Linked DNA regions of Mus musculus: regions 1 and 3 are each linked to region 2. Evidence: chromatin loops called from intact Hi-C (ENCODE). Cell type or tissue: left cerebral cortex. All regions are shown on one strand. Each heading gives the region's core, and the rest is flanking DNA. Links, peaks and the distances in the headings are about the cores only.

Evidence for each region. Peaks named below come from ENCODE experiments on the same cell type or tissue, not always from the same donor. Only the 100,000 strongest peaks of a DNase experiment are listed, where the experiment ranks them.
Region 1: a loop joins it to region 2, with 4 times the contacts of the local background. A loop is called at or near these places in 25 of 42 quality-filtered maps.
Region 3: it touches region 2 in a loop (5-fold over the local background); 4 of 42 quality-filtered maps call a loop at or near these places.

The regions. Positions count from the first base shown.
Region 1 is chr7:78,920,292-78,930,978 of GRCm38, forward strand. Isg20 (interferon-stimulated protein) reads left to right here. Exons shown (of 4, transcript NM_020583.5): 4 at 1-105. Among named protein-coding and RNA genes, the nearest start is that of Isg20, 12 kb to the left of the region's middle. In left cerebral cortex, for the core only: a CTCF peak has its summit at 4,194 (motif pointing right); DNase peaks (open chromatin) are centred at 4,191 and 5,599.
Region 2 is chr7:79,240,267-79,250,953 of GRCm38, forward strand. Gm39040 (a long non-coding RNA gene) reads right to left here and starts at 7,306. Exons shown (of 3, transcript XR_882241.2): 1 at 6,137-7,306; 2 at 5,676-5,786; 3 at 3,557-4,520. In left cerebral cortex, for the core only: a CTCF peak has its summit at 6,212 (motif pointing right); a DNase peak (open chromatin) is centred at 6,216.
Region 3 is chr7:79,295,023-79,305,709 of GRCm38, forward strand. It overlaps Abhd2 (abhydrolase domain containing 2), which reads left to right. Exons shown (of 11, transcript NM_018811.6): 3 at 1,986-2,185. The coding sequence starts at 1,992. It overlaps Gm39041 (a long non-coding RNA gene), which reads left to right and starts at 3,928. Exons shown (of 2, transcript XR_882244.1): 1 at 3,928-3,958; 2 at 4,023-7,378. In left cerebral cortex, for the core only: no CTCF peak of the experiment used is centred there; a DNase peak (open chromatin) is centred at 5,855; H3K27ac peaks cover 6,154 bases.

The sequences.
Region 1 (10,687 bases), core at 855-8,854, 320 kb before region 2:
TCTCTTGCTTTGAGGCAAAAACAACAACAACAACAACAACAACAACAACAGCAAAACCAAAAAAAAAAAAAAACTTTAGTAATAAATGGCTTTGATTTTGTCTAACTGCCCACCACCAGGACCTCTTGTCTTTAGCCCAGGAAATGGGCAGGTGCCTCTTCCTCCACCCATCCCTCACTCCACCCTCATTTCTTCCTTTCTCCCTTTTCTCTTTCCCTCCCCTCCCCAGGTTTATTTCATACATTGTGAAGAGGGCACCGGGCATGGCAGTAATAGGAAAGATGTGCTTTTCCTGACTCTTCTTGAGCCCAGGCCCACCTCAAACTCATGACTGTGCTGACTCGGCCTCCTAGTGCTGGCATGACAGGTGCGGATCACCACAGCCAGCCTAGGTGCAGAGATGTTTGCTGATGTCGTCCTACTTCTGGAGACTGAACCTAGGGCTTCATGGATGCTAGGCAAGAGCTCTGCCATTGAGCCACATCCCCAGCCCTCCCCCTCCCTCCCCCTCCCCCACATTTTGCCATGAATTTTTTTTAAATTTAAACTTTATTTAAAAAGTTGCAAAAAAATAATAACACACCCAAATTAACCATATTCAAAGACCTCAGTGGATGTGCGTATAATTGGAGTAGCCACTTAGAACAAAAGCTGCTTATCTTTTTTTTTTTTTTTTTTAAGATTTATTTATTTATTTATTATATGTAAGTACACTGTAGCTGTCTTCAGACACTCCAGAAGAGGGCGTCAGATCTTATTACGGATGGTTGTGAGCCACCATGTGGTTGCTGGGATTTGAACTCCGGACCTTCGGAAGAGCAGTCGGGTGCTCTTACCCACTGAGCCATCTCACCAGCCCAAGCTGCTTATCTTTACGTTAGATTTTATACGTCTGTGATATTTTTTTTATGCACCATCCACCACCAAAACATAAAACCATAGGGGAGTTAGAACTAGAAAAACAGTTAGCCTTATATCCTCCTTCATGATGCGTCCTAGCCAGTATGGAGCCCTTCCTCGTTCTATCTGGTTGCCCTTTCTCCTCCTCCTGTCTCTCCTTACCCACTTCCTTTTCTCCCTCCCTCCCTCCCTCCCTCCTTCCCTCTCCCCCCCCCTCCCTCCCCCCCCCCTGCCTCCCTGCCATACCATGCCATGGTCCGTGCATGGAGCTTAGAGCACCTCCCTTGGGAGTCAGTTCTCTGCTCCTCTACCACATGGGTCCCAAGGATCAAGCTCAGGTCACATGTAATGACAAATACCTAAATCTACCACTCCGCCTTGCCCCACCTTGTGTCCCTTCCTCCCTTCTTCCCTGCTTTTTCCCACCCAGTACTTCGACTTGAACCCAGGGCCTTGTATGCATTATGTCTCAAGTACTAGCACTTGGCTACGCCCATCCCCCGCCTCACCCTCCTTTTTTTTTTTTTAATTTTTACTTCTAAATTGCCCAGGTTGGTCTTGAACTTGCAGTCCCTCTGCCTCACTCTAGCTACTAGCTGGGACTGTAAGCCTATGCCGCTGGCTTTCCTTAGCATCCTGAATCCTGTCCATTCAAGGAGACCACTTTGGAATCTGAGTAACAGGAGTCGTAAGCCCCCACCACCCTGTTCCTGTTACATTTACAGGGTGGGGCACTGCTACCCGTGCTCCTTGCATTGGGGTCCACCCACCTCATTGCGAGATTGGTGTTGAAGCAGAGGCAGAAAGTCTGGAGTCTGAGGGAACTAGGTCAGGAGGCCAGCGTTGCCCCTTAGTAGCCGTGTGACCAACAGCAAACAACCCAACTTTCCTGTCCTCCACTCCCTCTCCCAACTACTAGCACCATGTCTTCTTGGAAGCAGATGCCAAGTGTCAGTGACTGTCAGCATTTCTTGGGTTGTTGCCAGAATCTTCACCTGGACTCCCGTCTCTAACCCTCATGATTTCCAGGGTAAGAATTCAAATACGAACCACAAAGGGCCAGGTAGAAGACAGAATTTATTGCAAAGCAAGTGCCATCAAGGGGGTGGGGGCAGACAATGGCCAAAGAGACCAGTGACTGGACTTACACACCAGGCAGGCTTGGCGTCACTTCTACAATCCCAAGAACAAAGCCCTGGCATTCCTTTGAGGCCTCTGTTCCAGTCCATGGTGTTTCTCTTTGGAGCAGCTTGCTCTGATTTCCAGGAGGAGGCTCAGTGGTGTGTGTCTGGAATAATGTGGTTTTTCCTTCCTTACTAGAAGGCTCCCCTTTTCATGAACTTCAGGACTCCGTGGAGCCATTTCAAATAGTTAGGCTGTCCAAGGGGGTCCCAACCATGTGACCACCGATACCCAGAAGTCCCTGTCCTTTGTTTTATAGGCTGCAGACTATGAGGCAGGCTCCAGCGCCTAAGCTTTCCAAGCCTGTTAATATCTAACTACCTAACAGAGGCTCCAACCCAGACCAGCAGAACGGGAAGCTACTGGGGACGCTCAGTACCGACTGCATACTGAGTGTGAGCACTCTGTACTCAAGTCCCAGGGTCCCTCAGAAAGCACCTCATGGCTTCACACTGCAGAGGACCAGGCTCACACATAGAGCTTGAAAACAAAACAAAACAAAACAGACACCCCATGTGACCCGACTACAGGAGTCGGGTCCTGGATTAGTAGATCTGCAGTGGAACACATGGGTGAGAACAGTAAGCTGCCTTTGACTCTAATGGGCAGAGACCTCCTTACCCACGCTTGGCATTTCCATCCCAAAGGGTCCTGGCTTTGAAAAGGACTGCTTGAGTGACAGGCAAGTGCAATACGCAGTTACAGTTGACAGCCGGCCTCAACCCAGGAAGCTTGGTCACCTTTCTGGCCTCTTCTGCCTGGAGTACCCATGCAGAAGGAGGTCTGAGGCCCTACAGGTTGGATCCTAAGTAGTCTTGGTTCGAAGATGAGGGGCTCGTGGGAGGAGTACTGAGGATATGGCTAGTTTGTGAATTTGGCATGAGCAAGGCCCTGGCATTGATCCCCAGGACCGCATAAACCAGGCATGGTACTGTATATCAGGAATCTCGGCACACAGGAGGCTGAGGCAGAAAGCTCAGAAGTTCAAAGTCACCATTGGCTACACAGCAGATTTGAAGTTAGCTTAGCCCACTTCATACCTGTTGGGGTCCAGGAGTCGCTCACAAACCACATGAACACCAGTCTCAGTCAGTCAGGGATCCTTTACTGAACGTTCACTCCAGGACTGATCGATCAAGGGCACAGACCAGACTCAGGAGCTGGCTGCAACCATGAGCCAGGATCCTACAGATCTTTTAAGACTTGAAATCCACAAATATCTGCGCCAAGTTATTCCACCAATCAGGATTTGGTGACAGGGGATTTCCTTAGGAACACAACTTTGTTGTACACGTATCCTGTTGTCACTTGGGGTATTCAACTGTGGCAGGGGACCTGCCTTGCCTAACATTCATATCTTAACTCACCAACCAGGATGCCAGTTACCCACATAGAGGTCTCTTTCTGCCAAGTAGGATGTCAGTTCCCAGGGAGGCCTTGGGAATTTAAACTTTATTTGACTCCTACTCTAACTGGAAGTTTCTTATATTGGTGCTGATGTCTCTCTTATGCTGGGGTCCGTCGTCCCAGAGGCAGCTTATAAAGACAAGAAGCCATAAAGGTTTATACATGGGTACAGGAAGTGCTGCCTGGTGGTTGGTTCAGGTCCAAGATCATTGTGGCTAACTATACAAAGCCGTTCTAGCTGACTTCTGTTGCGATTTGGTTTCCAGGAACACCAAAGAACAGAACAGAATCTGCAAACAAGCAGAGCATGAGAAAGTTTCCGAGTAACAGCACAGCAGAACGTTTCCTTGTGCCATGAGTAACAGCACAAATGGCAGGTCAGACAGGTAAAAGTTACCTAGGCCTTAACAATACCCTGTCTCAACACAACACAAAACACAGTTCAACAGATAAAGTTAGGGTCTGAGGGATTCACGTCTGGTCCCACCTCACCCCAAACCTGAGGTGTTTGACTGTGGCAGTGCCTGCCATCTGTGATCCTGAGCTCAGGGAACTTGGGGACTTCCTCCCAGGATTGGAGAGTGCAGTTTATATTCTCTGGGTGCGCTCCTCACCCCCATGCTTACTGCTCTATTGTTTCCTATGAACTTCCAAAATCGACGGATTCATCTACCCCATCTGGCAGTCGATAACCACTAGGTGGCAGTCATGAACCATCAGCCTAATAAGGCTGCCCTGAAGGTTGGAAGTCCAGTGGTGGGGAAAACTTTAAAAAAGCTTGGGTGCTGGTCAGGGACTGCTAGTCTTAGTTTCAGAAAGGGGCTGAGAGCTGGCCCAGGTCCAAGATGGCTCCAAGCCCTCCAACTCAAAGCCCGCCATTCTTTCAGTGGCTTCAAATTCGTTTGAATGGCAGGACAAACCTAGATTCTTAAAGGACTGCTCTGACTAAATTTCCTGCCTCAGGCTGAGATGCTTGGATGCCCTGAAGCCTAGCTTGTTACCAGGGGTACTAAACCCACGGGAAAGCCTGCATCTTGCAAGGGGCCAGCTCCTTATTCCCAGCTGTCCTGAGGGGACTCTCTGGACAAGCCTGGGGAAGGAGGAGGATCCGAGTCAGCACCCGCTCTGAGGGCCCGGATGGGAATGTCCCGAGACTGGCCAATGGGAACAGCGTCAGGGCTGCCTCTGGTCTATCTAAAGCTGCACTCTGCCTGCCAGCTGGCTCTGGCCTCCATTCACCTGGCGCTGTCTATCCTGGGACTGGAGGGGCCTGATGACAGGTGGACCCCTAGGTTATATAGTAGGGATGGTCCCTTACCACTTATGCTCAGGACCCAGTGACAAGTCTCATCTCCAGATGATTTTCTGTCTCATTCTTCTGCCCCAAGTCCTTGACTTTCTAAACTGTGTCTCACAATCTTCTAAATGTTTTTACTCTGACCCCCTGACCAACGTCCCATCATACACCAAACCCACTTTGCCCACCTTCCTCTGACCCCACACATATTAAGTTCTTTAATCAATGGGGTAAATCGGGTAACAATTTGGACCCCTCTCAGCCAGGAAGGAGAAGTGTCCCCTGCATATCTAGGGCTGGTGGAAGGATAGTTGGCATCAAGGATGAGTCACCGGCTGCCACCTAACCCTGAAGCACAGAGGAAAACTTGGGGAGGTATTGGAAATAACAAGCTAGAAATGACCCTGCCTGGCTGAACACACACCTGAGTCACCTCTGACTCAGACCCAGACTGCAGGTTGCCTGCCTCTGGCAAACCCCTGCTTCTTTGCTCCTCCAGCCCAGCAGCTGAATGGGAAAAGCACTCCCTGCTCGCTCATCCACCTAAGAACCTTCAGCACCCCCAGGTCCCTGCCCTGAAAATGTCAATGACCTAGGCACCACAGTCCAGCATCCCTGCACCATCCCGCCCTCTTGGAGGGTGTCAGCCAACTCGGCCTGGTCCGGCTTCCAAGAGTGGGAGCCAGTGCTGCCCAGCTTCCTGCCCAGTGGTCTGTGGGCTGTGCCAGCTTCATGGACAAGGGACTTACTCACCCTCGGAACAATTTCTCCTCTATATGGAAAGAACATATGCTTTTCCTGCTGTGGGATGAGAAAGCTGGAGGGAAAGGCAAGGCCCTGGCCCAGCCCCAGCGCTTTCCTTTCAAGCCACATGTGTTTCGTGGCAGAACCTGGAGGCCTCTGCTCCAGGGAGGCCTCAGGAACAAAGTCTAAACCCAGGACTGCAGGCGGGAGGTCCCAGCCCCTTCTGCTGCCCCAGTCTCTATATCTGAAGCTAGATTCAGTCTTTGCTCTGGGGCTTGGAACAGGTCTGCTTGTCTGATCCCCAATCTATGTCTTGTAGATCTGGGGTGGAGTGGGAGTCCTGAATGAGGGCAGATTTAAAATAAGCATTCTTTCTATGGAGTTAGCATCTTTCCTGCATGGGACATGGAATGGCTGGAATTGTTCAGTACAGACTGGCGTGCCTCTGAAACCCTGTAAGTCTGGCTCAGGATGCGGCAGAGCGAAGGGCAGAATCTGCCAGGCATCGCGCACACAGTCTGGATTTGGCGGCTTTGTTTCTTGGCCCGGTGACTCTGAACAGAATCTGTCTCCTCTCTGGCTCTGAAGCTGAAGCTGGCAGATGAGAGGGACGTCCTCTGAGTGCTCACATGAGGGTCAGAGACAGCCTTGTACATGCTGGCTTCCACCGACACACTCAGGAGGGAGGCTCTGAACAAACATGCAACAAGGTTTTCTGAGTGGGAGACTAGCTGCTGCAGGGATGGAGCGCCACCCGACGGCATCAGCTGGTCCTCTGAGACGGTCATGGTCACAGTCACGGTCACTGCCTGTGCCACTTGCTCCTTAATATCTGGTTAGAATGCTCCTGTGATCTCACACATGAGTTTTTATCTTAGGAAAACAAAAGTGCATGCTCACACCAAAAGTCTGAACCCAGTGTTTCTAGCAGGCAACCTGGGTATTCATGGATGAGTGAATGTTTAGCTAAGCTATACTGTGTCCATAGCATGTAGCTATCGCTCCACGATGTGGGTTACTCTCTAGAGAATTATGTCAAAGTGCAGAATCAGTCCCAGCAGGTAGAGACTGTGTGGTTCCATTTACTGAAATGCCCCGAAATGTCATAGCTCCCAAAATGAGATTAGTTTTGTAGTTGTCAGGGCCTAAGTCCTGGGGTAATGTGAAGTGTAAGCATTCTGAGAAGGGAGCCCTCTCTTAACTGTAGGATTGATTCTCCATGCTATACCCACAGAATGTGTCTGCCATCTCTTGTCCCTGCTGTGAGACTGAAGGATTTCTCCGAGGAAGCCAGGCCAACGGCAATGATCTACACATATTGCTGAGTGGGACCCCTGTTGTAGTTTGGAATCTTAAGTTCTCCCCAAAGGCTCCTTATTGAATGTTTGGTCCCCAGCCTGTGATGCTACTGGGAGGGGGTGGAAACGTTAGGAGATGGGGTCTAATGGAGGAAGTTAGCTCACTAGCTAGGTCCATGCCCTTGAAGGAGACATTGAGATCTTGACCCCTTTCTTCTGTCTCACTCCTTTTCAGCCACCATGAAGTAAGCTCTGCTGTTGGGCCACACAGTCCCCAGCATCATCCTCTGTACCATCTCAGGCTCTGAGTGACAGGGCCAAGCAGTCATGGACTGAGACTGGGGAAGTCGTTAGCCCAGATAAGGCTAACCTCTGCCTGTGCCCCACAGCAGTGGCAAAGCAGCTAAAACACTGCCCAGTACCCAGCTGTGGTTCTGTTCCCTGGCTCAGGGAGGCCAGAGTCAAGGCCACTACAACATGAAGGACGCTCAAACATTCTTCTACTGCATCGGTCTTCAATGTGAGTGGCCAGCAAAGGATGGGAGAGGCCCATAGCAGACAGACAGAAGGGAAGAATAGATAAAGAACAGATAGATATGGGAAGGAAACTCAAAGAGAAAAGGAGAGAAAAAATGAAACTATAACTCATTATACTCAGAAATCAAGAGGTTTTTTTACTCCCCCAAATAAGTGTTTTAAAAAGAATATATTAGGAATAAAAACATTCTTCACAATTAAAGATGTAGCATAAGCTTTAAATTTGGTACCAAAAGATATCAAGTCATTTAAATATTACAGAAGATTAACTGAGACACAGAGAGAAACAGAGAGACAAAGAGACGGCACTCAAATGAGAAAGTTAAAGGACCCAGCCAGGAATTCAGTATCTGAGAGAAAATGAAGACAACACAAGAACACAACTCTTTTCTTGCCTCCAAGGGGATAAGAGGTAGTTTATTCTAGAGCCAAATATGAATGGCCACGGCCTTGGGAACACAGATGCAGGTTACACCAAGGTCCATTCTCTAATGTGCTGGCAGTTTCTTGACATTTTTATAGCAACGAAACAAAGGAAGCCATCAAGAACTTTGAAGACATCAGGCAGGCACATTCATGGGCCTCTGAACGATGAAATCTTGTGGTCTGTTTATACATGCCAATTTTTACCTAATGCTCACAAAGATGTCAGGTCTCCTCCAGATGTGGGCAATAATGCCTTCTAAGGGAGCTAGACAGTCCAAGTTAAATTGCAATTAGGCTCTGGACCTTCAACCTTGGCATCTCAATCTCTCCACAGCGGGTCAAGATGGAATTTCCTTACCTCTAAGGAAGCTTCAGTGTAACATGACGTCCTTCCCAGGAACTTTCTCATTCATAGAAAGGAAGAAAAATTCCCGGAACTGGGGACAGTTCACCAAGATTAGACACAGGGCTTGAGAAGTGCTCAGTAAGATGGCGGGGGAAAAAGGTTACACTATGTCACACCAGTGTGGGAGTTAGATTGCTGTGGATTGAAAAAAAGGACTCGAGAGCCTTCAGAGAGGAATATCAGGGTGTACCCCATGGACTAGGTATCTAAAGGGTGTCAGATGTCTCAGGACCAGAAACTTGAAGAGTATAATGTCTTGTGATCCTGAAGTAGTGTTTCCAGCCTGCAGTCCTAACCTGCCACAACATAGGAAGTCAGGATAAAGGCATATATTTTAAGAAACCTGGGATGGTTTGTGCTTGCTGGTTTTATGTCAACTTGACACAGCTAGAGTTATCTTAAAGAAGGAAACCTTAACTGAGAAAATGCCTCTGTAAAATCTAGCTGTAAGACATTTCTTAATTAGTGATTGCTATGGGAGGGCCCAGCTCATTGTGGGTGCTGCTGTCCCTGGGCTGGTGGTCCTGGTTCTATAGGAAAGCAGGCTGAGCAAGTCAGGGGAAGTGAGCCAGGGAGCAGCACCTCTCCATGGCCTCTGCATCTATCTGCTCCTGCCTCCAGGTTTCTGTTCTGACTCCCTTCCGTGATGAATATGGAAGTGTAAGCCAAATAAACCTTTTCCTCCACAACTTGCTTTTTGGTCATGGTGTTTTATCACACCAATAGTAACTCTAACAAAGACATGGTTCATGCCTATAATCCCAGCATTTCAGAGGCTAAGGCAGGAGAATGGCTCTGAGTTCAAGGCAAGCCTATGCCTTATATTGAGTATCAGGCTAACCAATAAAAAAAAAATCCTGTACTTCCAAATACTTATTTTTCAGATTCCTTTTTAAAGAAGCTATTGTCACACAAATGAAGAAGGAAAATGAAAAATGTCGCTGTGTGAGAGACAGGTGAAAGATGTTCCCAGGAGAAAGGGACGGGGCTGCCTCCAGATACAAGCTGTATGTGTGGAGGCCAGAGAAGCCAGCACAAAGTGCAGGAGAGCTGTCTGGAGGCCTGGAGCTTGTTAACCAGAGAGGGAATCATTCTAAGAGAAGAGAATTGGTTGCTTGGAGTTGCATTAATTATACGCACATTGAAAACCCAGTTAAAAAACGAGACAATTCAAAACAAGGAACAAAAATAGTAGTATTTACATGCAATAATACCACAAAAATTGAATATTGATTAATGGCCCTTACCCCCAAATAATGTAACTATTTTGGGAGGTTGGGGAGAGTGTACACATGTGCACCATTACCTTCACATTTCACATCAGGGATATTCCACAGAGGAAATAATCAACATGTGGGTGCTATTTAGAAAGTAGAGGTAACCACCAGAAGCAAGAGCTATGTACACTGAGAATTCTCACCATTGGATAGCTGTGCTGTTACTGTGGATGATGAGAGCTGGGCCAAGGGCCACTGTTCGCTACGATAAGATTTGTTATATTGTTTAATTTCTTTTAAGAACTGTTCAGATATTAACTTTATAGAAAAATAAAATCTAGCATGCTGTAATGGCAGATGTTTGAATAGAGTTATGGAGTTTCACGAGGGCATTTTAAACACTAATAATATCTTATTTCTCAGGCACAAGCCTTATTTCTGTGCATCTCAAATATATATTAAGATGTTCGTTACATTCATTTGTTTGTTTATGTGGGCATATATGTGTGGGAACACGTATGTAGAGGTAGAGTCGTGGGGGGTGGTTCTACCACATGGCATCCTGGGTAATGGGACATAGGACCTCAAGCTTGGCTGCAAGGACCTGTCCTGCTGTGCCATCTCGCTGGCCCTCAGTTGCAGTTTTTATACAGCAACTGAGAAGCCATGCCATTGTGAGTGGGCAACTGAAGTTCAGGACAAGAGTGTAGAAGATGGGACAGAGCATGGGTGACGATGTGGGATGGGAACAGGAAGACAGCCCCGACCCTACCGAGTGAGTAGTGAGGTGTGGTGGAGACGCTGAGACTTTCAGATTATAGATGGGAGAAGTAGAGGGGTTACAAACCCCACTGCAGGAAGTGGAGTTGGGTCTTGGTTGGACAAGGGGGAGCTATAGGAGTATATTCTTTTTCTTCTGACTACTATAACAAACTGCCCCAGCCTTGAGGGCTTACAAGACTAAATATTTATTCTCTCCACGCTGGAGGCTGGACGTTTGAAGGCAAGAGCTGCTGCCCCTCTGCAGAGTCTGGGGTGCGATGAGGTGGATCTGGAATGTTCCCTGCTGGCTCACAGGGTGATGCTTAGTCTACAGCTGGTGGTGCTACTTTGGGACATGGGTGGGGCCTAGATGGATAAAGTGGATCATTGGGATATGGTTGTACCTTGTCCCCAGTTGCTTCCACTCTGTCTGCTTTCTGGTCCCCAAAAGGTAAGGAACCTTCTCTACCACACATTCCTGCTGCCACCATGTTCTGCCTAAGTACGGGGC
Region 2 (10,687 bases), core at 1,219-9,218:
AGCACTGTGAGAGAGAGAGGGGGGGGGAGGGGAGAGGGGAGAGGGGAGAGGGGAGAGGGGAGAGGGAAGGCACACACTTCTGGGGAGGCAGCACTGTGAAAGAGAGAGAGAGAGAGAGGAGAGGGGAGAGGGGAGAGGGGAGAGGGGAGAGGGGAGAGGGGAGAGGGGAGAGGGGAGAGGGGAGAGGGGAGAGGGGAGAGGGGAGAGGGGAGAGGGGAGAGGGGAGAGGGGAGAGGGGAGAGGGGAGAGGGGAGAGGGGAGAGGGGAGAGGGGAGAGGGGAGAGGGGAGAGGGGAGAGGGGAGAGGGGAGAGGGGAGAGAGAGGAACAGGAGGGGAGAGAGAGAGGGAGGGAGGGAGGGAACAGGAGAACAGATGAGCTGAAGAACAGAACAGTGGTGGGGGCATCTTCTTTCTAATACCCCATTGGTACCCTGTTGGGAACAGAGCTAACGGGAGTAAGTCCACAAGAGATGAGTACTGAGTGCTGGCTTCTTACCTCTGTCATCTGCCTCCACTTTTTTATTCTATGTGCCTTTTGTGCCCTTGACATTCTCCCTCCCAGCTTCTTCTGCAGCCAGGCTCCTTCCAGGTTCCTGTCCACACATATTAGCTCAGTCTCGCCACGTGAAGCCCACTCGGACACTATCATTTCCATGCTGCAGCTGAGGAGGTCAGAGAGGCTGGGACCTGCCGAGGGACCTGCCTGTGCTAAACAGAACAACGAGCAGGAGGTGTGCCCTGCCATTATGGCTTCTGGGTCTACCCGACCACTCTGGTACTGAGGACGTCAGGCTGCCTCTTCCATGGTACTTCAGTCCTCTATTTACACGGCTTCCTCAGACATCAGCACTAAGGCAACACTTAGGCTTGAACCTGAAAAGCTGCAGGGACCGTGAATGCAGCTCAGTGGTAGCATGCATGTCTCTCACACACCGGCCCCAGGTTCCACCCCCAGCACTAGATAAAACAATAGAAGTGACAAGCAGTTTCTGCCTTTGGAGCTCAGCTCTTGACTGTACCCTCTTTGCTGCCTACCTCTCCTGCCACTCACCGATCTAAACCTTAGCACCCAATGCCACCTCCTTCCTAAAGACTTCCTGGTGCTCCTCTCCTGCCAGCGAAACCCTGCTATACAGCACTATCACCAAGAACTTAAGTCTACAGCCATCACTGAGAACCCCCTGGGTGCACAGTCCTCTGGTCACTTTGAGCTCCATTGCATGAACAGGAAGAACAAGAGCATGACCATCGAGAGGACAGATGGCACAATGGTCAGCATGGAGTCCCTCAGAAGGTGGCAGCCCACCCTGGCCTAGCTCTTCCTGGGACCCTGATCAGGTGAGTTTGCAGTTGGCAGAGGAGCCGGGATTGAAGGCAGCCTGTGAGGGACGTCCACACAGCTAAATATTTTGATGTTCATTTATGAGTTTCCCTCCTCCTGGCATTTTTCTCTTTTCTATTCCTCCAGACTGGAAGTGGGGCCCGGTGCTCGCTGTCTTTGAGCAGGGCTGTGACTGTGAAGAAGGTAAGAGTTGCCCACAGAATGTTAGCCATGTTCCTGGGTTATGTTTCCTTAGGTATGGCTCATGGTCTCGAGTTGGTGAGAGCTTCCTGAGCATACACAGGGAATTAGAGTAGAGCAGATCCTGAGCAGAGTGTCCACACACTCCTCTGGAGCTGGGAGCACGGAGAGGCTATGAGTCCTAGAACAGACATGGCCTAGCTCCCTCAGGGTCTCCAAGAGTCACACATATGACTTGGTGGGAAGACAGATGGCAGCAGACAGGCTGGGTCAGGGTGGGGCCCTTCACTGGAACTTGCAGAGGCTTTGGGAGGGGCACTGTGGGGCAGGGATTACGGATTCTCCGCAGGAGCCGTGTGAACATGTGGGTCAAGATAAAACAGCCTGGCACTGACAAGATTCAACAACCAGAGTACAAGCACGGGGCTGGAAGGGGAGGCCCACAGAACACACCCCCAGGCATTGGGGTTAATGTCCCCTAGTCTTGCAGATGAGCTGGTTTGTAAGAACAAAGCCATTCCCCCATGACACCTGAATTTGTGGGTGGGGACATCTTACCGGCCGCTCATGTTCTCACACGGTGCGTGCTGGGGATCCAATCTGTTCCCTTCCATGTTGGAGCAGGGGAGTCAGCAAACTCACTAAGTCCCATCTGTTAGGTGAGAGGTGCTGAGGAGAAGGCTGGCTTTCTTTCAGATGCCAGATGACTACTCTGTGAGGCTAATAATCCTGTCACCTGCCCAGTTCCCTGAGCCCCGGAGAAAGACAAAAACCACCTTCAGTAACAAGCATAGGTTCAGGAGCTTGGGAGAATACAAATGGCCAGGAGGCTGAGGGACAACTACTGTGTGCCAGGTCCTGGTGTGGGTGCTAGGGGACACATTTCTAAAGCATATGTGAGAAAACACTGCTTCAGAGACTGGCACATAGTAGGTGGTTCATAAATGCTACATGTACTTCGTGTTCTTCCTGAACACGAGGACAGTGCCTGTATATTCCTATAAGAAGTTGAAAATGTCACTACACAATTTTCTGAAACCCAACTAAAGCATGACAGGCCCTGTAATCCAGCCCCAAGCACCCCAGGGCCTCAGGAGGCAGGGAGAGAACTTAATGGTTAATTTTGCTGACAAACAGACAAGACTGAGGATCGTGGCCAGAGGACAAACCCCTGGGCCTGTCTGTGGGGCAGTCTGTAGGTTGGGTTAAGTGAGGCAGAAGGCCCACTGAAGTGTAGGAGGCAGCATTCCATAGAGAAAGTGAGCAGTGCACCTGCCCCATCTCTCTGCTTCCCGGCTGAGGACACGCTGTGACCAGGCACCTCACACATGCACCCCGCGTACACCTGCACCACCAAGATGACAACCCTGATACTTTCAAATTGGGAGTCAAAACAAGTCTGCCTTCCTTCCTTAAATTGCTTTTGTCAATTAAACCTTGGTCACCTTGTCACCACCTTGGAAGATTATTTTGTCACAAGAAAGATGGAGGACTCCTGTCCTCAGAGTAGAAGCCACAGCAGGTAAAGACTGGGAATGCAGCAGAGGCCAGGGCAAGGAGCACTGCAAGGACCAGGACCGTGGGAAAGCATCTTAAGACCCAGCTGTGAGAGAACACATTCCAGTGGCCATGAAAGTCTGGACGGAAAGTTATGTGCAAATCAGTTGCTAGGAATTTGGAATTCGGGTTCCCTTGGGAGCAAGGCCATACATGGAGGCCGATCTCTCAGACCAGAGGATGGAAACAGATTTACCCAGCATCCTTCAGTCAAACTACTCATGGCCACAACCTACCTCCAAGATGAGAGAGAGCTGAGAACACTAGAACATGACTCCATGTGGGTCTGCGATGCCACGGGCTGACATCTTCCTGAATGGCGTCCCACACAAGTCTGAGAAATCATAAGGCTGGTTTCCATTGTATTTAATAATAATAAAAATAGCTGTCCACTGAGACACACACACACACTTGCAATTACACAGTTGAGTATTCAGCTTGCAGAAGATGGTGATAAGTTCTCAGTCATTACCAAATCAGCAGGCAGACAGGTCTCAGGATTTCACAGTGGCTGGAGCAGTAGTGTTTGATGTAAATGTCTCCTAATCCTTTGATCCATTATGCCTAGTGTCTGCAGCGAAAGGGGGACTTTGGATGCATACACTGGAAGGTGGCCATGGGAAGTAGCGGGCAGAGGCGAGGTCTGGGGATGATGCTTCTATAATCCAAGGAGCTCTGCAGAACCAGCAAACCAGCCAGAGCTGGGGGCCGGGGTGAGGGTGTTTCACATCTCTAAAAAGGATCAACCCTTTTGATGCTAAGACTGCTGGCCTCCAGAACCATGAGCCCTTAGAGAGCTTTTGTTGAAGCTACCCTGTCTACAGGGCTGTCTGACGGCTGACAGCAAAGTCATGAAGGTACTGACTGGCAGGTAGCAGAGTCCCAAACCCCTGGTCATGGCAGACTGCGACAGGGATCTTCACCAGAGTCAATGGTAGCCCTCTGCAGGCTGGCCAGTCGTCACTGACATCATCTGATATTCTAGTTCTGCACAACAGCTGCTCCTGAGAGTGGGTGTCCAGTGTTTGTTTGTTTGTTTGTTTGATCAGAGTTGGGAAGGAGATGAAGAGAGTTCGAGACTCTCAAAGAAGGGTTTACAGGTTATCGGCAGAGTCAGAAGCAAAGAGGATCAGACAAGGAAGGCGCTACCCGGACACATGGGCACAGTGTGAGCGGCCAGGAGAATGCACAAAGGCTTGCCGCAGCAAGAGAAGGAATGCGTGCAGATACGCTGGGGCCCTGTTAGAGCCAGCCCGTCCCCACTGTCTTTGAAGGGTCTGCTGTTCATCCCAATGCTCCACAGACCATTCTTTTGACTTAGACTCCAGACTCCCTGATGCCTGGCATCCTTGCCCCATCCCTGACAGGTGACACGTCTGAGCAGTTGTCCATTTACGCAGCCCCAGAGAACCTAACACTTGAACATGAGCCGTGTATGACCCTGTAGAAAATACAGATGAGGCAAACATGAAAATAAAGTCGGGACAGTGAGATGACACAGTGGGTGAAAAGGTGTGTCAGGCAAGCATGGCTGTCTGAGGCCAATCCCTGAGACCCACAGAGACCCATGGGGGAAAGCTCACCTCCGAATGCATGCATATCACACACACACACACACACACACACACACACACACACACACACACCTGGGGGGAGAGAGAGAGAATAGATATGATAAAATCCAGGGGAAATAGGTCACCTGTAACCCCCTCAATCTGAAACAGCCACTGCTAACATCCGGATGGTCACCCCATCTGTCTTTTATTCTACATAGACATTTTTATTTAAAAAGCAAAAGCATTTCTGCTGTTTTAGAACACGTCTCTTTTCTGAACAGCTTCCGATAAACATCGTTCCACACTATTTTTGAACATCGCCATTATTTGTATTGAGAGTTCCATTAGTGTGGGGTGTGCTCAGTCACTCTGTGGCTGGCAGTTTCTGCCCAGGGCTAATACACCTACTGTTCAACCTACCAATCCTGCTTTTAGGAATTCAGCTCACAAAAGGAAAGCACTGGTTTCTGATAACTTATTTTTAGAATGTCTATTGGGATCCTATTAATAATAGCAAGAGGTTGGTCATACAGTTCAGTGATTAAGAGCACTGGCTGCTCTTCCAGAGGACCCCAGGCTGCTTCCCAGCACTCCGCTTCAAGATCTGACACCCTCTTCTGACAGGCTTATAGTCCCAGCACTTTGGGAGGCAGAAGCAGGTAGATCTTGAGTTCGAGGCCAGCCTGGTCTACAGAGCGAGTTCCAGGACAGCCAGGGCTATACAGAGAAACCCTGTCTCAAAAAACAAAACAAAATAAAACAGACTTTGGCAGGAACTTGAATACTTAATGTCCCCCATCTCCCAAGACTGAACAGAGCTATGAGTCCACCAGTGTGCCTTACTGCTGAGTGACCCAGAGTAAGTTATTTTCCTTCCTAGGCCTCAGTTTCCTTGTCTGTAAAATGGGAGTGAGAACAATCTTCCCATCCACCAGAATTAATAACATGTGGACAATGCCAGGAAATAAAGAAAGTAGACATTAAATTTTTTCAACTCTATAAATCCTATATGTAAGAGATACAATTTAAAATAACATTACATGTAAGGTAAGCATGGTGACAGAATCCATTACATCAGCACTTGGGAAGTAGAGGAAAGAGGATCAGGAGTCCAAGTTCATCTTCATCCACACAGCAACTTTGAGGCCAACCTGGAGTACATGAGACCCTGTCTCTAATTAATTATTTATTAGTTAAAAGTAAAATAACAATAAAGTCAGTTCTACCCTAGAGCTGTCCCCTCCGCCCCCACCCTCACCCCCCACACTCCTCAGGTCAGTTCTCCTTAGCTGCTCAGAGTTAATTCCCATCTCTAAATTATTGAGAGGGACAGGAGTGGGTCGGGATGGAGGCTGGTTACCCTTGGGGCTGCTGGGAAGTTGGGGGCCGGACTCTGAAGGGGCTCTGGGGATTGGTCATCGCCGTTAGCTAGCAGCTGACATTTTGTTTAGAAGCATCTGTAACGAAAATATATTTTTTGCATGAAGACTAAAAAATAGACCTCTAAATGTAGCCGGGGCCATGTGATCGCGCAGCTGCTCGACCTAAGCGGCAGGCTTCCGTTCCTGACGCCATTGCCTCCCTGGCCTCAGGGTGGCGCTGCTCACTCTCCAACCTCCCTGCTGCTCTGCTGGGAAAACAGAGGGAAGTTTCCCAGTAGACTATCCTAAAAGCGGAGTGAAAAAAACAACAATAAAATCAACAACAGTAGTATATTCTGAAGGCACCATAAATTTAAAACGTTGTTTATCCGTCCCGAGTTGTTCCCTGCGGTTCTCGGTCCTCTCTCCTATCCACCAGGAATCCCACATCATGGGCTCCCTCACTTCCAAGTGCTACTAGGACAATGGTCAAGCCATGAACAAAAACGCAAATAAAGACTCAAGGATTCCGTGTCTACAGGTGTTTGTTATCAATTAAGACAATCGGCTGCTAGGTGAAGAGAGCCCATCCTTCCATTATGACATGCATACTCCCGCGACCAACTATGCTGAGCTCAGTGTGGTGACATATCTGTGGTGTTAAGGCAGGATGGTCATGAGTTTCAGATCAGCATGGGCTGTACAGAGTGAGACACTGGATATAACCTCTCCCCCCCCTCAACACACACAGAGAGAGAGAGAGAGAGAGAGAGAGAGAGAGAGAGAGAGAGAGAGAGAGAGAGAGAGAGAGAATGTTGAGACCTAGTTCCAAATGAGTTTCTGTTTGGTTGGTTTGGTTTGGTTTTTCGATTTTTCAGTCTTCTTGGAGATCCATATCACTGATCCTTCCTCTCCCATCCCTATCCTACTCTACTTGTCCCAGACTATAAGGAACCCCAAATAACACAAGGATACTCACACCTGAACATCCAGGCTTCCTCCAACAGTACCCTTTACCTCCCAAAATAATCACCCCTTGGACCCAGGTCCAGATCCAGGTCCATCTTGGGAAGATAGGCCCAGGGGAGATGTCTTTGTAGGCCCAGAAAGGACCTGTCACTGAGGCAGAAGTTCTGAATCTGGCTTTCAAGTGAGTGCAGCATATCCCCTCCCACAAAGTCATCTGGGGGCCTCACTCACTCTAGCTTGGGGATGGGGTCAGGGAGAGGAGGCACCCACCCCTCAGAATTTCCCCTAGACACCTGAACTCCTGGGATTCTGTGTGGTGAGAGGCCACACCTCCTCATCACTCCCCCTCCCCCTTCCTGCTTTGGAGCCCCCTTCACATCCAGTAATTGGCACCAGACAAGAGCCAATGCATTGGCCAAGACCACAGCTGCTCTGGAAGCCTTTTTCTCTCTCAGTCCTCAACAAAATGTCCTAAAACCCAGCAGCCTTACGGTCTGCAGAGGTCCACAGTAAAATGTGGGCAGAGGTGTCCTTTAAGGGCATAGAGTGTCATTTCTCTCTCAGGGGACAGATAATTTTGGCCTTAATGCAAGCCTTCATCTGCTCCGTCTCCAGCTGATGGGAAGGCAGGCTCCTGAAGCAGCCCCAGTGAGAGATAAGAGCTCTTTGCCTGAAATGAAAAATTCATGAGGGAAGGCTAGTGCTGGGACACTTGGGTAGCCTCCAAGCGACCGACGGACTGTGCTTGTGCTCCGGGGAGGTGGTAAGGAACTTGAAAAAAAAAACAAATGGAAGTTTTCTTTCCTCTCCAGTATCTCTCCTCCTGCTTCCCGTCCATGTGGCCCCTCTCTTCTGCCTTCAGCCACACCTCTTTAGTTTCACCAGTGTCCACGTGCCAAGGCAGTCAGGAAGTAGGGTGGCCTCCCCACCCAGACCAACCACATGGTATTCACCCAACATCCTCAAAACAGCCATCCTTGAACTTTAGACAAGCTGGCTGAGCCCTGGCCACCTGTCACCCCAGACCTGGAAGAAAACCAAATTGACTATTGTCTGTGCCCCTGGAAGACACATACAAAATACTGTCTGTTCCAATCTCTTAGCCAAGAAATCGGATCAAAAGTCATGGAATGGATCAGGCAGCCAAAACTCACAAGTTAGGAAAGAGCCAAGACTTTATGGTCACCATGTTGAGGAGACAGAATTAGATGAAAGTAAGGGGAACGAGTAATGTTAGCGAGTTGGAGATGGAGAGATGGTTCAGTGGTTATGAGCATTGACTGCTTGTCCTGAGTTCAAATCCCTCCCACATAATGGCTCACAACCATCTTTAATGCGATCTGATCCCTCCTTCTGGCATGCAGGTGTTCATACAGACACAAACTCATATACATAAATAGATATTTTTAAAAATCTCATCTTTTTAAAAAATGGAGAATTGAACTCTCACAATAAATGGGCTTAAGAAACCTGCTAGTTGGGGGCTGGTGAGATGGCTCAGTGGGTAAGAGCACCCGACTGCTCTTCCGAAGGTCAGGAGTTCAAATCCCAGCAACCACATGGTGGCTCACAACCATCCGTAACGAGATCTGACGCCCTCTTCTGGAGTGTCTGAGGACAGCTATAGTGTACTTACATATAATAAATGAATAAAAAAAAATAAAATAAAATAAAAAAAAAAAAAAAAAAAAAAAAGAAACCTGCTAGTTGATGCCACAAAATGGTACCATGGTGGCAAGAGCCATTCAGAGACAGTGAGTGCTAGGCCAGGAGCCAAGCCTACCACAGGGGAAGTTCTCCACTCAGGGATGGGGAAGCTGCAGGCTCCAGATGAAGATGTGTCTGTTCTCTGCTTTGGGCCTCAAGCCAGAGGCAAACTTCCCTCCGAGACAGGGGAGACGTGATAGTGTGCATCCGGAATTCCAGCACTTTGAAGGTGAACGTGGATCAAGAGTTCAGCTATATAGTGAGTTCAAGGCCAGCCTGGATTACAAAAAAAAAAACTGTATTGTAAGCAAACCTGCTTTCCCTGTCCCTATCTTAGGTCAGCTGGTGCCCTCAAGCACCAGCATCCTTCATGAGCTCTGCACACCTGCCTATGCCTTGCCAATTAGCTCTCAACTCAATTAGGCATTCACACAGTCTTTTCCATACCATAAAGGACCTAGGTTCAGATAGCAGCTTCTTACTGAAGAGCTTGTCTCGACAGGCACAGTGGTGTGTGCCTTTCATCCTAGCAACGGGGGAGATCAGACCAGGCAGATCTCTGTGAATTTGGGGCCAGTCTTGTCTTCACAGTGAGTTCTAGGCCCTCAGGGTTACATAGTGAGACTGTCTCAAAAGAAAAGGAAGAAAGAATGGTCTTCCATCTACTCCCTTTGAGCCACCCAAAGCCCTTTCTGAACCCTAACTCCCCAATACAAAAGGCTTGTGCAACATTGCCTGTACAGTAGGGAGAACAGGGGTGTCAGAAAGCAGATGGCAAGTCACTCTCTACACCAGCAGGCATAGGCTTCTCACACCATGACCAAGACAGAGTAGCTGGGTTTCCGGAAGACACCTCAGTGGGTGTGAAAGCCTTGTGGTTAATCAGGGCCCACAGTTGAGTCTCTCAATCCAGTGTTTTCTCTAGGGTGTGTGTGTGTGTGTGTGTGTGTGTGTGTGTGTGTGTAGTCTTTTAATTTTCTGTCTTCCAGATTTACACTCACGATGGAGCATTTGAAAAGTGCAGACAAAGATGAAGCAGGAAGACTCTCTCTCATCTCACAACCCGGACGCAGACTTAGAATTTAGTACACATCTCTCTGCCTATGTCCTCTACTGTTTCAAGTGATATCACATTGGATATACATTTTGACCAAGAGTATTTTTAATAAAACTTCAAGGGTTGGGAATGTAGCTCAGGAGTTTAGAACACTTGCTTAGCAGTGCCTGAGATTGTGTCATCCCCCAGCACCACCAAAACACTAACATGCCCTAACTCGATCCTACCCACAGTATGTATAGACTTCAGTCTGTCTGAGTGGACATATGCTTTGGGACTCTAGATGGCCTCTGTTGCCCTTCGAATTTAAACGATGCAATTAATAATTCTTCATAAGTTTTTTCCCCATTGGTTGAGGAGACATCCCAGGAAGAGAGTCCTAGAGGTAAAATAATGAAGTCAGACATTCAGAGGTGACAGGGTTGAGATCGACAAGTGTCTGTCCAGCAAGACTGCAAGACAGAACAGCAGTCACTACAAGATTCAGCTCTACGTCCCAATAGTTGTCAGGCCAAATCCACCCTGACTAGAAGCAAGAGAACTTTTGGTGTTGACAAGCAGAGGTTATGGGCGCCATGATCAGATACCACCAGAGTCAGAACCAGGGGCAGGTTTTTACTTGCTTGAGGCAGGGTCTCACATATCTCAAGCTGGCCCAGGATGACCTTGAATTTCTGACCCTCCTCCTGAACCATAGTGTTACGTGTATGCTCCATCATGCCCAGTTATATGCAATGAACTCGGAGCACTGTCCACGCTGGGCAAGCACTCTATCAGCTGATGTACATCCCAAGTCCCCTAGGGGACATTTTTAAAGCATGCGTTCTAGAGGACCACCTACAAATGGAAAGACAGGAGCCTTTTAAGCATCAAAGCTAAACATGGCTGGCTGGAGTCCTGAGGTCAGAGCAGAAGCACATGCGGGGGGGGGGGGGTATGTGAAGCCTTAGGGTCTATT
Region 3 (10,687 bases), core at 1,092-9,091, 55 kb after region 2:
ACCACCAGCAGCAGCAAAACCAAAAGAAACCCAAAATTAGGTCAGAGATGTTGTCTTTTAAATTTATTATTATTATTTTATTATTAAGGGATTCATGTGTTCCCAGCTGGCCTTGAGTGTGGCTATGTAGTGGAGGGCAACCTTAACTTTTAAAGCTTTTTAAAAAGCATTTCTTTTATGTGTGGCTGTGTTCATGGCACAGCGCATGTGTGGAAGTCAGGGGCCAACTTGCTGGTGACGGTCATTTTCCTCTTTCCATGCGGGTTCTGGGAATCAAACTCAGGTCATTAGGCTTGGCAGCAAGCGCCTTTACTCACTGAACCATCTTGCCAGCCCTCTGGGAAGTTTACAGAACGCTGTGTAAGAGGCTGTGGCCTTTGATCTGTTTCTCACCAGACTGGAGATCTTGCCAGAGATTTCCCAAAACGTTTTTGGTCCTGTGTCTGTGTCACCTTAGAGGAGTCTCCAAGGCCCCTCTGGAGTTTCTTTAGGTGTCCGGAGCCTTCAGTCTATTATACACATTTTGGAGATTTTTTTTCACCCTGCCCGGTTCGTCTCCATCATTGGCTGCCAGGGTTCTCGTAACTGTTTTTAGCAGCGGCTAGTTGAAATCATTCCAGAGAAAGCAGTTACCATAGTTACCGGAGCTATGAGAATTGCATTTTCTCTTTTTGTTAGTTTTGTGCTAACCTTCCCCCCATTTCATTGTGAGACAGGATGTCATATGGCTCAGGCTGGCCTTGAACTCCCGATCCAGGTGTATGACCATGCCTGGCTGGTTAGCCTAATTCTTAAGGCCACAGCTGATGTTAGGAAAATACTAGATGGTGTTGTTGATGTTTGGTTTTATGTGTCTGAAATGGTGTGTGTATGCTTTGTATACAAGAGAGTGCTTACCTTCAAAAGTGAAGTATTAAGACAGTTTGCGGAGGGAACTGCAACCCTATAGGTGGAACAACAATATGAACTAACCAGTACCCGGGAGCTCTTGTCTTTAGCTGCATATGTATCAAAAGATGGCCTAGTCAGCCATCACTGCAAAGAGAGGCCCATTGGACTTGCAAACTTTATATGCCCCAGTACAGGGGAACGTCAGGGCCAAAAAGGGGGAGTGGGTGGGTAGGGGATTGGGGGGGTGGGTATGGGGGACCTTTGGGATAGCATTGAAAATGTAAACGAGGAAAATACCTAATTAAAAAAAAAACCAAAAAAAAAAAAAAGACAGTTTGCGGGAAGTTAGATGTATGCATGTATTTTCTGTATTGTAATTTTTAAATTTTGGTCTAGTGGTTGAATTTGGTCTGTCCTTGGCCCGATTTTTGACCGATAGCTGCATTCAGGAACCTTCTGGAAGGAAGGAAAAGGGTTGTTTTAATTGATTGGCTCCACTTCACATGGCTTGAAAGCCTCAGGAGCCAGGACTACCATGACTTGAGCCAAGGCTGAACTAGAGCTCCAGAGCCGTGGACTCCGTGGAGCAAATGGATGTGTGTGGCCAAGGAGGCTTTCTCTTGACCCACTCTGAAAATAGAGATGTGGGCCCACGGTCCCATGTTGCTCTTCAAAGCTGGAAACAACACTTAACACACCTGGTACCTCCAGGTGCTGTTAAAGTCTCCGGGGATTTAAGTGGCTTGTTCAGAAACAGCAGATCACTACCCCAGGCCTCCCTAACTCGCCCTGCTTCTCCCCACTCTCAAAAAGACTCTACTACTGTACGTTTTCCTGTTTGTTCTGAACTGCTCATGAGATTACGGGAAGAACACAGTACCCTTCTTAGTCGGCACTTTAGAACTGTTTTCCTGGTGATGGGTACTGGCTGGGCATTGGTGCCGTTGGGCGATGATGGGGGGGTCTGTGGAGCACGCAAGCGCCCTGTGGGTATGTGTGAAACATATCCAGAGTGGGTCATGCCTCTGCCATGAGATGGGCTCCACCCTCCGTGTCCTGGCTTTGTTTGTGAACCCTGTGCCTTTGTTTTCTAGATCAAGATGAATGCCATGCTAGAGACCCCCGAGCTCCCCGCCGTGTTTGATGGGGTGAAGCTGGCTGCCGTAGCTGCCGTTCTCTACGTCATCGTGCGGTGTTTGAACCTGAAGAGCCCTACTGCCCCTCCTGACCTCTACTTCCAGGACTCCGGGCTCTCACGTTTCCTGCTCAAATCCTGTCCTCTTCTGACCAAAGAGTGAGTTCACTGTCCTGCCTGTCCCCACTCGCTGTTTGACATGGCTTTGTGTGGTGCTCAGAGAAGGCTGAGCTGCCTAAGGCTGCCGCTGAGTGGGTGAGGACTCGCTTGTTGTCCATGGTTCTAGTCTCAGCACTGCAAAATACAAAACAAGCAAGCAAACAAATGAACAAAATGGATCTCATATAGTATCTGTAAGGCATAGATGAGAAATGGCCACAATGGTGCTTAAAAGAGTCTTGGTAGCTTGCTAATGTTTGAATAATGAGTGGTGGAAGACAATCATATCTATGTTGCTTGGAAACATTCAGTCCCTCACAGCATGATGTCATCATCATTATCATCCATGACAAGGACTTTGCAGAAAAGAGTAGACATTTTTAGGTAGATACAAAACCTAGGACAGTTTGCGAGAAATTAGATATATGTATGTATTTCCTGTATTGTAATTTTTAAATTTTAAAATTTAGCTTAGTGGTTGAATTTGGTCTATCCTTGGCCCAATTTTTGACTGATAGCACCATTCAGGTACCTCCTGGAAGGAAGAAAAAAAGATTGTTTTAATTGATCTCCTCCAATTGGGATATTTTAACTCTTGCCACTCTGAGGACAGAGAAGCCATCCTCATCTGGGGATGCGGTTATCACTGAGAACCACAAAGACCTTGTCATGGGGTCCTCTATATCCCCTGGACACTAAAAAGTGTCTAGAGCACTAACCAAAGGAACACACTTGAAGGGGGTGCCCCCTCTGATCTCTGTGGGCCACACCTGCATTTTGGAGGTGGGTTGCAGCCCTCTGAGAGAGGAAAGCAGAAGATGTAGGGAGATCTATCGGGACTCACAGCCTGCCTCCAAGACAGGCAGTGTTAAATGTCCCACCGACTCAGGTTAACTGGGTCCTCCTTTGGGGTTCAACCAAGCTTGCAGGCTTGAAGCACTCCACACCCTCTTTTTAGTTGATCAACTCCCCATATCCATTTGTGTGTCTCATAGCTTGCTCCATTCACCCCACTGAGCCTCAATGGCTATGGCTGTTCAGAGAGGTGTCCTCAAACTGTGTCTCCTTAGCATATGTCTAGCAAGTCTCTAACACTTGGTGGGAAGAGCAGAAAAGCAAATGATCTTCTTCTAGAGCAGACAGGGCATAGAGGGGTCTGAGAGTCAAGTGTGTGTTTTGTGCATGCTGGTCGTTTGGTTGATTTTCAGAGGCCAGTAGCCAGGGCAGAGGACCTTCCCCGTGGCCCTTGGATGTTTGGTGTGGTCCAGCACAGTGTCTTATAGCTGTGGCTATGATGCCATCCATGGCTTTAGATCTAGAGGGATGTTGCTTAATCCTCGTGGGAAGGTGTGTTCAACATAAATGTCATCATATTTGTGTTTAAAACTACCCTGTCCATCACAGTAGGCTCCACACACCAGGTACCGTCTCTAAGGATGTGGTGATCTTATAATACGGTATTTGCAGTTAAAGTGTACTCTGTCAAGGGAATGCACAGTAACTGTGTTTTTGAAAATTGTCCAGCATTTCACTTTGTACTTTGACTCTTTCTCCTATGTTTCATTTGAATAACTCACTAATTTAGACTAGCTGGTGACTTTTCTACTTACTTTCAGACTCAGTTCCTCAGTCCTCTTCATTTGTAGAGAGCTTTTGAAAACCAAATTTATGCTGAGAGGTAATGGGCCACACCTTTGATCTCTGAGGCCAGCCTGATCTCCAGAGCAAGTTCCAGGACAGTCAGGGCTACACAGAGAAACTCTGTCTTGAGGGGTGAGGGAGAAAGGGAGGGGAGGGAAGGGGAGGGGAGGGGAGGGGAGGGGAGAGGAGAGGAGAGGTGAGGTTAATTTTCTCGTCACCAATACCTGACTGACAGGAGCTTAGGGGAGGGAGGTTTTGCTTGGCCCCACTGTTGAGAGGATTCAGTCCATCCCGGTGAGGGAGGCCTTGGGGTGGGAACATCCTGAGGCTGGAGCAGTAGTGTGAGGTGCCTGGTGTCTGCAGTCAGGAAGCCAGAGCCAGGCCTCAAACCCCAGCGGCCCTGGATCTGCCATCCAGACCTCATGTCCAAAAGGTTCCACACCCAGCCAGAACAGCACTACTGCCTGTTTAAATAAATGAGTCTGGGTGAGGGGCTCTGTTCCCTTTCAAAACCATAGCACCAAAGTGTTTTAACAAACAAACAATCCAACAACCGTGTAAATGTATCTGTGTACAAACATGAGTGTTTGTACTCAGCATTGATTCCTGAGGAGTTAGACCCATGGTTCAACCTTCCCAATGCCGTGACCCGTTTGATACAGGTCCTCATGTTGTGGTGACCCCCCAACCCAACCATAAAATTATTTCATTTGTACTTCATAACTGTGATTTGCGACTGTTACAAATTGTAGTGTAAATATTTTCAGAGATGGAGGTTTACCAAAGGGGACGTGCCCACAGGTTGGGGACAGCAGGATTAGAGGGAGGAGCCATGGGAGCTCTCCTTGCCTTTGTTCAGGCTCCAGAAAGATACTATCAAGGATTGAGTCTGTCCTGTTTGTGCATGGCGTAAATACAGCTGCTTCCGGCAGCTCTTACCTCCTTATCTGATTTTTCTTTTAAAATTAACCAAGCACTTGAAGTCCTTCAGTCTCCCTTGGCTTTCTTCATTTCGTGACTCCTATTCCTGCATGAGCCTGTGGTGGTGACCTCAAGACTGCTATTGAGGTGACTGACTCCTGGCGTGGTAGAACGGCCCTGGTCCATCCTTACCAGGCATCAGCCTGACCCTGTGGCAGCAGCACAGAGTCCCCTTTCACTGACCAACGCCCAGGCTTTCTTCCAGCACAGCCTGCGTTGGGACGGTGCAGGATGCCTAGGTTAAAGGAGGGCTGACTGTTTAGGAGTTAGCCTTGGCTTGAAAAGGTAGGCATGAAAGACCTCCAGGAACATCTACTGCCAGGTCCTTTTTCTCAGTTACAGGAATTCTGAACACACAAGCTCCTTCTAACTTGAACATGACAAATCATTTGGAACCAAGGGATCCTGTTCCTCTTAGATTTGTGTTTTTGTGTTTTTGTTTTTTTGTTTTTTTTACCCATTGTCTTCCTTCTGGTTAGAGTCTGGTCGTGTCATTTGTAGCAAACTGTTCTCACATAGTTTTGTCCGTGTGTGACACTCAGCACCCCTCAGATATGTCCTGCCATCAGATCCTCTCAATAACTTGGAAGCCAAACTCATTTTTTTCCTGTCATTTTTAAGGATTGTGAAACTGTGCTTGACACTAAGCCAGTCTAACAGAGTCGAGAGTGGGTCCCCTTCTTGTCCCTGGAGAGAAGTGGACAAGGAGTGCTCTCAGGATACAGGGAAGCGTGCAGAAGAGCGAGGCTGTCCCACGGAAGGGTTGTTAGCAGGGTTCCCCACTAGGTAGCCTTCAGTTCCTGCTTGCCAGTTTCTAAACTCTCTGGTAGAAGCCACCATGCTTCTCTGAGACACATTTCCGGAGTGGCTTCACTTGTGTTTGAAGTTGAGGGAGGGTAGGAAATGGCTAGTGTGGATAAAAAACTTCTCATGGGACTTTGAAGTTCTTCTCCTAGGAGGAAGCCGCCTCCGGGCTCCACAAACAGTCACCTCTGTTGGAAGGTTCAAGTAGCTGGTTCACAGTGAATGCCGGCATCGCCCAGGAGCCCAGCTCAGGCGGCTGCTTACAGCTGGCATGCAAATCCAGACAGAGCCTCTCTCTCAGATAGGAAAGAAGCAGATGAAAGGGGAACATTCAAAGGAAAGAGTGGAGAGGGTTTGTTTGTTCACCTCTTGGCGTTGAGTCAGCTTTTAAGTCTGATTTAAATAATTGACGCAAAGATACATCACAGACAATCCTGTGATGTTTGGAGGAGGGCTGCTAGCGGGGATGATGCACCTCCTATTCACTTAGCAACCTGTCAATATTTACCTAGCAATTCCAGAAGTGTTTGCTTTTAGTGAATCAAGCAGACCGAAGCTCGATGAGGAGCAATGAGAAGACTCTGAAGGGTGATATAGATCTCCATTTTCTTCAGAATAAAAAAAAATCAGAAAACAAAGCACACAAAAAACCACCCGTAATTCTTCTTCTAATCTAATTGCTGTTTGAGTGGGCATCTCTGGGGTCTTCTGTATATATTTGCCTTCAACTAAATCAGGATGGTATATCTCTTTGTTCTCTCTTTCTCTCTCTCTCTCTTTGTGTGTGTGTCTGTGTGTGTGTATTGCAGGGAATTGACCCAAAGGCCTTTTATGTGCTAGGCAAGTCCTCTGCCGCTGAGCTGAGTACATCCTGGCCCCAAATGGTAACTTGCTTTAACCCAGCTCTGCCATGCTGTTACCTGTGCCCTGGCTTGTGGGTTTTTCTTGTCTGTCATTGAGTTAAATCCTTGGTTTATGAGCTGGGTCTGATACTAGCAGTTCAGCCTTGAACCTGCCGTGCACCCCAAGCTGTCCACTTGTTCACTATCTGGCGTCATCCTTCCAAGTGCTCAGATTACACGGATGTAGAGAAATGTAAACTAGGGTTCAAGCCTGGGTCCAGGGAACCCAGACAGCATGGCTCCTCTGGGTGTACTTCCTTCTATTCCAGTGGGCCTGGCAGACCTCCTTTCTCGGTCTTTAGCATGAACCTCCTATGGTCCTGGCATCCCTGCTCACAGTTCCCAGGGGGATGGAAATAGAAGTTATACACTGAGAGGCAGGCAGATTTCTGAGTTCGAGGCCAGCCTGGTCTACAGAGTGAGTTCCAGGACAGCCAGGGCTATACAGAGAAACCCTGTTTGGAAAAACAAACAAATGAAAGAAGTTATACACTGGAGATGTGAGGAGGGCTCATTGTGTCTAAGGGGAATAGGTAAGCTGGGGACGGCTTCTTAGACTCTGATGCAGTTTAAGATTTTGTTATAAAAGCTCCTTAGTGGGCGGGGGAGAATATAGCACAAGGAAAGAAGCTAAGCAGGGAGATAGGGAGACTTCACCTGTCTGTCTGTCCTCTCTGACCCCTGCTGTAGAACAAGCAGGCACTGTCTCTCTTTTTACTACTTTAGGGGTAATCATTTGCATATAATAAAATCCACAGACCTTAAGCCTACAGCTCAGCTGTCTAACTACCACTCCCTTCAGCTTCCCCGGGAGTGTCCCACACTGCCTCTCTGCCTCCGACCCACCCAGTTGTCATAATTGTACTTGGGTTGGCTTCCTCAAGTCGACACGTACTCGTCCATCCTCGTCTCTCACAACACTCTCTCATAGTCCAGGAAGGGCCTGCCCCCAGGACTGTTGTCCTCTGGCTACTCCAGATCTCTCTTGTTTTCCACCAAAGTACCCTTTCTTGGGGTGTGTGTGTGTGTGTGTGTGTGTGTGCGTGCGAGTGCAAATACTCCTGCTTTTATGTGCATGTGGAGGCCAAATGTCAATATCCAGTGTCTCCCTTGGCCACTCCCCACCTTTATGTTTTGAGACAGGGTGTCTGCTGAACCTGGAGTTTTATCAGTTCAGCTGAGTTGCTTGGCTAGTGATCGCTAGAATCCACTTGTCCTTGTCCTTGTCCTTGTCCTTGTCCTTGTCCCTTGCCACACCCCCACCCCCATGAGTTATGGCCGCCCCATGGCTTGGCTTTTATGTGGATGTTGGGGATCCAAACTCAAGTCCTTAGGCTTGCTTGGCAGGCCCTTTCTCTGCTGAGCCACCTCTCTTATATAGCTAAATCACTAAATAAATCAAAATAACTCTTATAAAAAAATCATAAGCTGCATCAGATTCCAAGAAAACCCTTTCTTATCTTACCCACTCCCTTTTAGTCAGAGTGAGTCCTTCTCCCGTCTCCAACAGACAACTTCTGTTTCCAGTGGCTGCCTCTCATGAGAATCTGCTTTCACGAGAATCGCGTTGCCTCCATCTCCCTGCTGGAGGACATGTCCCATACCCCAGATAGAGTGCCACATGCCTGACAAGACAGCACAGGGCTCCTGGGGTTTCTCAGCCTTAAGTCTGGTTCATTCTGTTTCTTAGTTTTCCATAAGCAAACGTAGGTGAAAGAGGTTCAGATTTTGGCAAATGCTATCTGTGTTAGCCAAGAGAAACCAAGAAACTGCCCCAGCTCCAGTTGGTTCAGCAGCACCTGGGGGGTCAGTTGTCCCTTTAGTACTGACAGAGCTGTTTGTCAAGAGGGCCCTGACCTGTCTCTGGAAGAAGGTGTGTTTTGTTAAATGATTTTTTTTTCCTGGTCTTAAATTAGTCAGGGCATAATTGTTCCCAGCCTCCCCCTGGGGCCCTGGCTGGTCTCTGCTGGCAGGTGCAGGTTGGAAAGTGAACCCAGGCAGCAGGTGGCACTTATTGTTACAGTGTGTACATTTCCCCATGGGAAGCCGGGCTGTGCCTTTTCACTCACTAGCCGGCTGGGCATGTCTGTGCCAGCCATGTTCTAGCTAAAGATGAAGGGATTTAGGGGGAGCGTGCCGGACTAACAGACACGCCTGCAGAAGAGCTGCTATCTTCACTGGATGTGAGAGACAGTTAGGTTCCCCTTTCAGATCCAGTGAGGGAAGGCAGTATGACAGACCCCTAGCCATGTCTATGGCTTCCTCAGAGACAGAAATAGAATAGCTTTCTCCTGCCACCTGTTGTTACCTGTGTCACCTAGACCTGAGTGTTACTGTTTGGGTTTGAGAAATGCCTGACACTTGACACAAGGTTCACACCCATTCCAACACTATGCCAAAAACAACAGTTGACCATCCTGTGGGCCCCCACCCCCACCCCCCCACCCCCGTGTCCTCTTGGAACACTGCTTTGGGGAAGTCGCCTTACACAGTCACAAGCGAACGGCCGACACCTGGTGGCTCTTCAGGAGATCACCTTGAGTCAGCCCTGGTTTCTCCCCTTGCCCCCTTGTTCTCCCTCGCCAGGGCGCAGACCCAGAGCAGCCAGGCTCCCACTGAATCAGTCTCAACCGGAGTTAACCTGTGGTTTTAGTCCCTTGCCATGGTCTCTGGTGGCTGGCTCTAAAACACTAGAGGATCTCCTTCTTTGGACTTAGCTGTTGGCTGGGGTAGGAGGTGGGGGGGGGGACTCTTAAGTCATTAAAGATGTAACATAGAAATTTTCTAGAGGCATTTTTGAAAATTGATTTCATCGGGTCTTGGACTGTGGCTCCTCCCCTCCTCCCACACACCTGGCTCACTCACTTCATAAGAATTCCTGATACGGCAGAGAATAACTGCTTTTCATTTTTCTCTCAAACAATATTGATTCTTATTGGAGATTTTATCTCTCCTCTCTCCCTCCCTCCACCCTCCCTCCCTCGCTCCCTCCCTCCCTCCCTCCGTGTGTGTGTGTGTGTGTGTGTGTGTCTACGTGTGTCTACATGTGTCTACGTGATGGTATGGTAGTTGTGTACAGGTACCCAATGGAGGCTAAAAGAGGGCATCAGAGCTCTTAGAGCTGAAGTTACACTTGTTTGAGAGCCAGAGAGGACGCTGGGAACTGGACAGGGTCCTCTGGAAGAGCAGCAGGTGTTCCTTGCCACTCAGCATCCCTCCACCCCCAACCCCTTCCTGTGTTGTCATTTCCACTTTCCTTTCACCCACTACAAACAAAACCCTGGCTCTGCGTTCTGTATTTACAGTGTTTGCTAGAAATAATGAAGATAAAGGCACTTTTGCCCTAGTGTGCCATGGAACTTTTAAATAATTGGAAGTACCTTACCAGAAACCCCCACACTGATTCAGATGTCTCTGGCAGAGTACATGAAGTTCTTTTCTCTATCAAAAGAATGGAGGACTTCATATAGAAACCCCACACCCTTGCACTTTTCCTCCTGACTGTGTTTTATAAGACAAAGCCAGGGCTAGCCTGCCATCCTTATGCCAGCCAGCTGCCCCTATGCCAGTCAGCAAACCCTGGTCTAGCCACTCCTAAGTAAAGTTCTGCAACCAGCACAGCTCATTTATAGGGAGTTAAAGCTGAAAAGAATTTCATTAACTCGGGCTTAAGTTCCACTTAGTTCCATCTTGTTCACCCACATTCCAGATCAGATTTAGATCCTTCCATCCTCTACTGAACACTAAAGCTTTGTCCTTTCCAGAGGATAAACTAATTGCCAAAAGTCTTTATTTCATTGACCTGATTTTATCCATTCTAAGAGCTGTACAAATATTTCCGTAGATGCTCTAAGAGGCTCTCCGTTGTTCAGATGCACTTATTGCTTAGCCCTTAGACCTTCAGAGCATAATTACCTAGAAAGCTCGAAGATGAGACACTCAAGCCATCTTCCTTGAGACTGAATGCTGATGGTCAGCCTTGGTTGAGGCTGCTTCTTCTGAAAATTGTGTTATCACAACCATACTGTCAAGGCAAACAAAACAAAATCAACCCGGGATACAGTCCTTTGTTAAAAGGTCAATCGGATATCCTAGGTTGCCCAGGTTGGCGCAGACATGGGACTTTTTTGAGACAGGGCCACACTATGTAGCTTTGGCTGGCCTAGAACTTACT